Linked DNA regions of Homo sapiens: region 2 is linked to region 1. The links are chromatin loops, found by intact Hi-C in ENCODE. Cell type or tissue: PC-3. All regions are shown on one strand. Links, peaks and the distances in the headings refer to the core of each region. The heading gives the core; the rest is flanking DNA.

What was found. Peaks named below come from ENCODE experiments on the same cell type or tissue, not always from the same donor. Only the 100,000 strongest peaks of a DNase experiment are listed, where the experiment ranks them.
Region 2: it touches region 1 in a loop (4-fold over the local background); 1 of 110 quality-filtered maps calls a loop at or near these places.

Annotation. Positions count from the first base shown.
Region 1 is chr5:98,213,084-98,216,010 of GRCh38, reverse strand. It overlaps the pseudogene PSME2P1. Among named protein-coding and RNA genes, the nearest start is that of LINC01846, 53 kb to the right of the region's middle. In PC-3, for the core only: no CTCF peak of the experiment used is centred there; DNase peaks (open chromatin) are centred at 1,270 and 1,520; H3K4me3 peaks cover 327 bases; H3K27ac peaks cover 2,079 bases.
Region 2 is chr5:98,312,802-98,315,728 of GRCh38, reverse strand. No RefSeq gene overlaps it. Among named protein-coding and RNA genes, the nearest start is that of LINC01846, 150 kb to the right of the region's middle. In PC-3, for the core only: no CTCF peak of the experiment used is centred there; a DNase peak (open chromatin) is centred at 1,288; H3K27ac peaks cover 2,360 bases.

The sequences.
Region 1 (2,927 bases), core at 301-2,800:
CAATTTTACAAATTGAATATTGGTATTATATTGTTATAATATACAATATTTTGCTACTTGTATTTTAAAACAAAAGCAAAATGAGAACAGAACCACACCATTCCCCTACAGTTTTGCAAAAGTATGTATTGTCTTTATTCCTGTACATATATGTAACATTTTTTAAAAACTTGACTTTTTTAGGGCAATTTTAGGTTTATGGCAAAATTGAGAGGGAGGTACAGAATTATTCCACACATGGTCAGCCTCCCACATTATCAAGTCCCACACTAGAGTGGCACATACGTTACTATTGATGAACCTACATTGACACATCATTATCGTTAAAAGTCCATTAGGTTAGGGCTCATTCTTGGTGTTGTACAATCTGTAGGTTTGGACAAATGTATAAAGACATGTACCCACCATTATACTACATATGTATACATGTAGTATATACTCTTTATACATAGTGTGTATATATATATACATTATGTATTATACTATATATTATACATAGTATACATATATATAGTAATATACATAGCGTATATATATATATTTTCACTGTCCTAAGAACCCTCTGTTCTCTGCCTGTTCATCCCTCCCTCCCTCTCCTTTATAAATGTTTATGTCCTTTGCACATAGGCAGTGTATTGTCACATCATTTTCTTTCCTATGAGATTTGTTAGGTGTAGTTATTTCAGTCTGGCGGTATTTAGGTTTTGCTTTCTTGGTGTTCTTATTTTGAAAAACAGAGGAGGGTTGAGAGACAGTAGAAATGGCAGGGCTATACAAATTTTCATCTGCAACCAAGAATATGTATGACAACACTTTGCATAATATTTATACATGAACACACGTAATTTATAGAATTTAAGGCTAGATAGGACTTTGAGGGATCATCCAATCCAATGCATGAATATGTATTTATAAACATAAAACACATATGCGCTCTCTGCTGGCTCTGGTTTGGGTATTTCAGCTTTGGAATGCTCACTCACTAGGATTAAGGTTCGGCTGGACCACCCACAAAAGCAAGGCCACCCAAGGGAAAATTCGAGATCTGGACAAGCAGAGTTGCCAGACTTGCCTGGGAGAACAGCTGGCCATCCCGGCACCTGCTGCCCAGCTCAAGACAGCTGGGGATGAGGCCACGTGGGCCCAGCTGCTTTTAGGATGGGCACTGACAAAGACCACTGCCACTTGGCATCTGTCAACTCTTGCTATATTTGGCTGAGAAAGTTTGGCAGGGAGATGTGTGGTCTACCAAGTAAAATTTAGGCTGATTAGTCATAAACCAGGATCATAAAAATCACAGGGCTGGAAGGAACTTCCAGTGAAGTAGGTTTCAAACTTTGGTGTGAATTGGAATAATATTGGGAGCTTCCTGAAAATGTTCATTCCCAGACCCCACCCCTTACAGAGTCTGATTCAGTGGGTCTTGGGTGAAGCTGTTTACCATTTGCATTTTTTCAGAGACCTCCTCAGGTAGGTTTAATATATGTGAACCGAGGATTTTAAAAGTTCTAAGAAATATCACAGTTTATGACTAATCCGTCATTTGGGATGCTTGGTAAAAATAAGTATTACTAGGTCTTATCTTATTGACTCAAAAGGGCGTGTATGAATCTGTCTGTAATGGTGAATTCACCACTTGCTAAACACATAAATATAAGAGGATCATTAAAAATGACTATGTTTATATTTCTTACTGGTTAAATGGAGGGGATGAGTCTTACTACACATTTAAAAATTATTTACACATATGGGATCCCCTAGTTTTCTTTTGAAATAAACTCAAAAGAAAACTAAGGGATCCCATATGTGTAAATAATTTAAAAATTTTTAAGTTTAATTTTTTTTTCCACACAACATGTAGATCATTTATTTTCCTTCTAGTCCTGGGTTCAGTACATAGATGGCTTCTCTTCACCCTTTGGGTTGACAATTTTCTCCAAGTTGCTGCTGATGATATGATAAAGCTCAGCATAGAAGGCCCTCAGGTCCAGCACCATGGCCCTGAGCTCCCCATAGGCTGCCTCATCTGGCTCAAGCACCAAGGCCCGGTAATCCATTACATGAGTCTCCTCGGAGGCCTTGGCCACAGGATCCCCACGTTCTGAGAAGTACTTGGAAATGGTTGTCTGGAAAGCTTCCACTTTGATCTTGACGGCATTCACCCTCTCCAGCACCTTCTCCTGGATTGCTACCCCAAACTCATTTCCATCGTCAATCTTAGGGATCAGGTGTTGGATCCACGTAATCACCAGAATGCATTTCTGTTTGAGAGTCCAGACTTCTGGCTTAACCAGGGCAAAGAGGGACAGGACTTTCTCATTCCCAGGGAGAAATCCACACTTAGGGACGTCTTTCTTCTCCTGCTTATCTGTTTCCATCTCATCATCCTTGGGTGGAGGGTCTGGGATGGGGACGTCCAGTGGGGACCGGAGGGAAGTCAGGTCAGCCACATTGAGGGAGTCCTCTTGCAAGAGCTGATTCAGATATATGATTTTCTGTGGCAAGAATCTGCAGAGGAATTCTTCAGCCTCCTGGAAAAGATTCTGCCTGAAGACCTCCACCTGTTTAAGGGCTTCTCCGCTCAGGCGCACCCCACAAGGCTTGGCCATGCTGCTTCAGTCGCTACTAGAAGATCTCTTTTGAGATGTAAACAGCCTGATGAAACTCTAGGGATGAAGGTGTTGACTTGATGTATGCATCCCTTTGTATTTCTTTTTCTGTCAGTACTAAACAAATCAAAAGCTTTAAGGATTTGAAATGGAAACAGAACCCTGTGTTATAATTTTAGATGTGGTAAATCAGACTGTTCTGTTAAAAATATTGGATATTTCTGTATGGCCTTAAGGGCAACCTATATATTTTGCACAAGTTTCTCCAGTGCAAGAAGGAGAACAGCTCTGTTATCCACCATATTTTCAGAAAATGAT
Region 2 (2,927 bases), core at 158-2,657, 100 kb before region 1:
ATTGTTGACTTATCTTTCTCAGGCTTCCCAGCAGATTGGCAGGAGACAGGGGACAGTTTAATAATTTTTAGCACTCCCCACAGTATGTAGCATAATGTCATACATTTAATAAGAGCCCAGTGCATATCTATTAAATATTTTATTTGGGAACTTCAAACCAGGGAACATATATAGAAACTGTTATTTCACAAATGTTTTTGATTCATGATTCATGTTTGTAAATAAAAGTGAGACAGATGGACATTAAGAGGAATCAGTGGGTCAACATCAGTCCCATTCCCCATTTTCACTTTAACTTGGAGAGGAGAGATTCAATACCCTCAAGGAGAATATCAATATCGTGTTTTAGTAAAACATGCTTGGAAATGGTAGAAAAGAGCTATTTTGAATTGAGTGTTAAACAGCAGAGTGTTAAACAGGCAAAAGCAGTGTAAAGGAGATGGTACATCTCCTACTATGGGAAAGAGTCCTGTATCTCAATACTGCCAGCATTGTGTGCCAGGGAAGTTTGAACCAAATTTTTTTTGTAATTTTTTTTTTTTCCCAATCAGAAGAGGCTGTGTCGAGGGGAGAAAGGAGAATTGTGTTGCTGTCTTTCAGTCAATTTTGAATCAATTTCAAACCCCAGAGACACAAATGTAATTCTGGCTTCAGGAGTGAACATTCAAGAATAATAACAAAAAGTAACAACAGATTGATTAAAAAAAACAAAATTTCAGGCCTCAGGCAGCTTGAAAAGAAAGTTGTGAATGATGTTGAAATTAGGAATTAATCTCATTTTAGAGCAATGCTACTTTTTCACTAATCATACCACATGAAGGCATTATTTTTTTCAGAGAGAGGGTTCTGGCTACAGAGTCTTTTGAAGTAGTTAATACCCAGCTATTTTGTTTGCAAAATAGAATTATACTGCTATACTTGATATTTTGTTTTTATCATCGCCGGGCTACATCTGCTTGAGGAGGCTGAAAGAGGTCACTATGATCTCAAATATGTCATTAATAACCAGCAGAGTGTTAAACAGGCAAAAGCAGTGTAAAGGAGATGGTACATCTCCTACTATGGGAAAGAGTTCTGCATCTCAATGCTGCCAGCATTATGTGCCAGGGAAGTCTGAACCACATTTTTTTTGTAATTTTTTTTCCCAATCAAAAGAGGCTGTGTTGAGGGGAGAAAGGAGAATTGCTTTACTGTCTTTCAGTCAATGACAGACTCATATACTTGTTGGCAAGAAAGAGAAATATGTACTCATCATTCCATAGCACATTTCAATGCAATTACTTCATAATGACTTCTACTATTACAGGGATTATCTCACCAGATTCATTGTGATAAATCTTCACATGGAGACAGGAAATAGAATGTTATTATAAGATGTTGGTGAGTTTACTCAAGCAGTTAGGATAAAAGGAGCATAAAATTTGCCCCCCTAAAATACCTTTAAACCCAACCTGTCTGAATACTTCCTACCACTCAATTGTAGTCTAAACCACTTTACAAGTCATTTTATTTTATTTTACATATACCATTTAAATGATTGGCCTAAATCATACAATTGAAAAAGTGACTATTTTAGTTATAAGCTCTCCTTAAGGTTAACACTCAGTCTAGAACAAGCATAGTGAGATTTTTTTGTTTTTTGCATAATATGGGCTGGAACATGTACAAAGTTTCAATAAAGCATATTTTGTTAATAATTGCTAGGCATAGTTATGGACTGCTGGGAAGAGGAGAGTAGAGAAAGTCCAATCTGAGGGGAAATAATTAGAAGTAGAAGAGTTAATTTTAGCCAGATGTTTAGCCTGTCAAGGTGGCAGTGTTGGAAATTGCATTTAGAGGCAAAGATTACTAATCATGCTGCTTCATCACAAATCCTCTCTGTAGCCATTATCTTCTCTATTTGTGTGCGTTGAGTTTGTACTGCCCATAGCATTACCTGGTTCTGCTTTGTGCTTCTTCATAAATTAAAACATGTAACATGCTAACATGTATTTTGGATGATTCTGTTTGGTGAGATCCTTGGGCCTGGGCAGGTGATTGACCATTTAATGTCAATCAAAATAAGTTTTAGGTTCCCATGTATTCTCAGATAATCTTGGTGTCATTCTTGAACTTTCTCTGGCACTCATTTTTCACATTGAATGTGCCATCGGTGCCTACAAAATATGTCTGGTTCTCACATTGCTATAAAGAAACGCCAGAGAGTGGGTAATTTATGAAGAAAAGAGGTTTAATGGGCTCACAATTCCTCAGGCTGTACAGGTAGCATGGCTGGGGAGGCCTCTGGAAACTTTCAATCATGGGGGAAGGTGAAGGAGGACTGGCACTTCACATGGCTGGGAGCAGGAGCAAGAGAGAGAGTGGGGAGGTGCTGCACACTTTTAAACAACCAGATCTGGGGATAACTTCTCACTCAATATCATGAGAACAGTCCCCAGTGGTGTGGTGTGAAATCATTAGAAACTGCCCCCATGATCCAATCTCTTCTTACCAGGCCCCACTTACAACACTGAGGATTACAACTGAACATGAGTTTTGGGTGGGGACACAGATGCAAACCATATCACACTTCTTGCCACCTCCACTGACATCCCCTGGCCCAAGTGCCATCATCCTGCTCATGAATCATAACTGTATCTCCTGACTGGTATTCCTTCTTCCATCTAGACTCCTTTCAGTCTATTCTCAATGGAACAGCCAGAGTGATCCCGTGAAAACATAAACGAGATCATGTCATTCCTCTATTCAAAAGTCCCCAGTCACACACTGTGGAAAGGCAAATATTTGTGCTGTGACTTTGAAACCTACATGATGGGCCACGTGTTCCACCACACTCCTTCACTCCCTTATCCCCAGCCACCCTGGTCTCCTCACTCATTCTCAAATACCTGGGCAGCCCTGCCTTGGGGGCTTCACACTTCATCTTC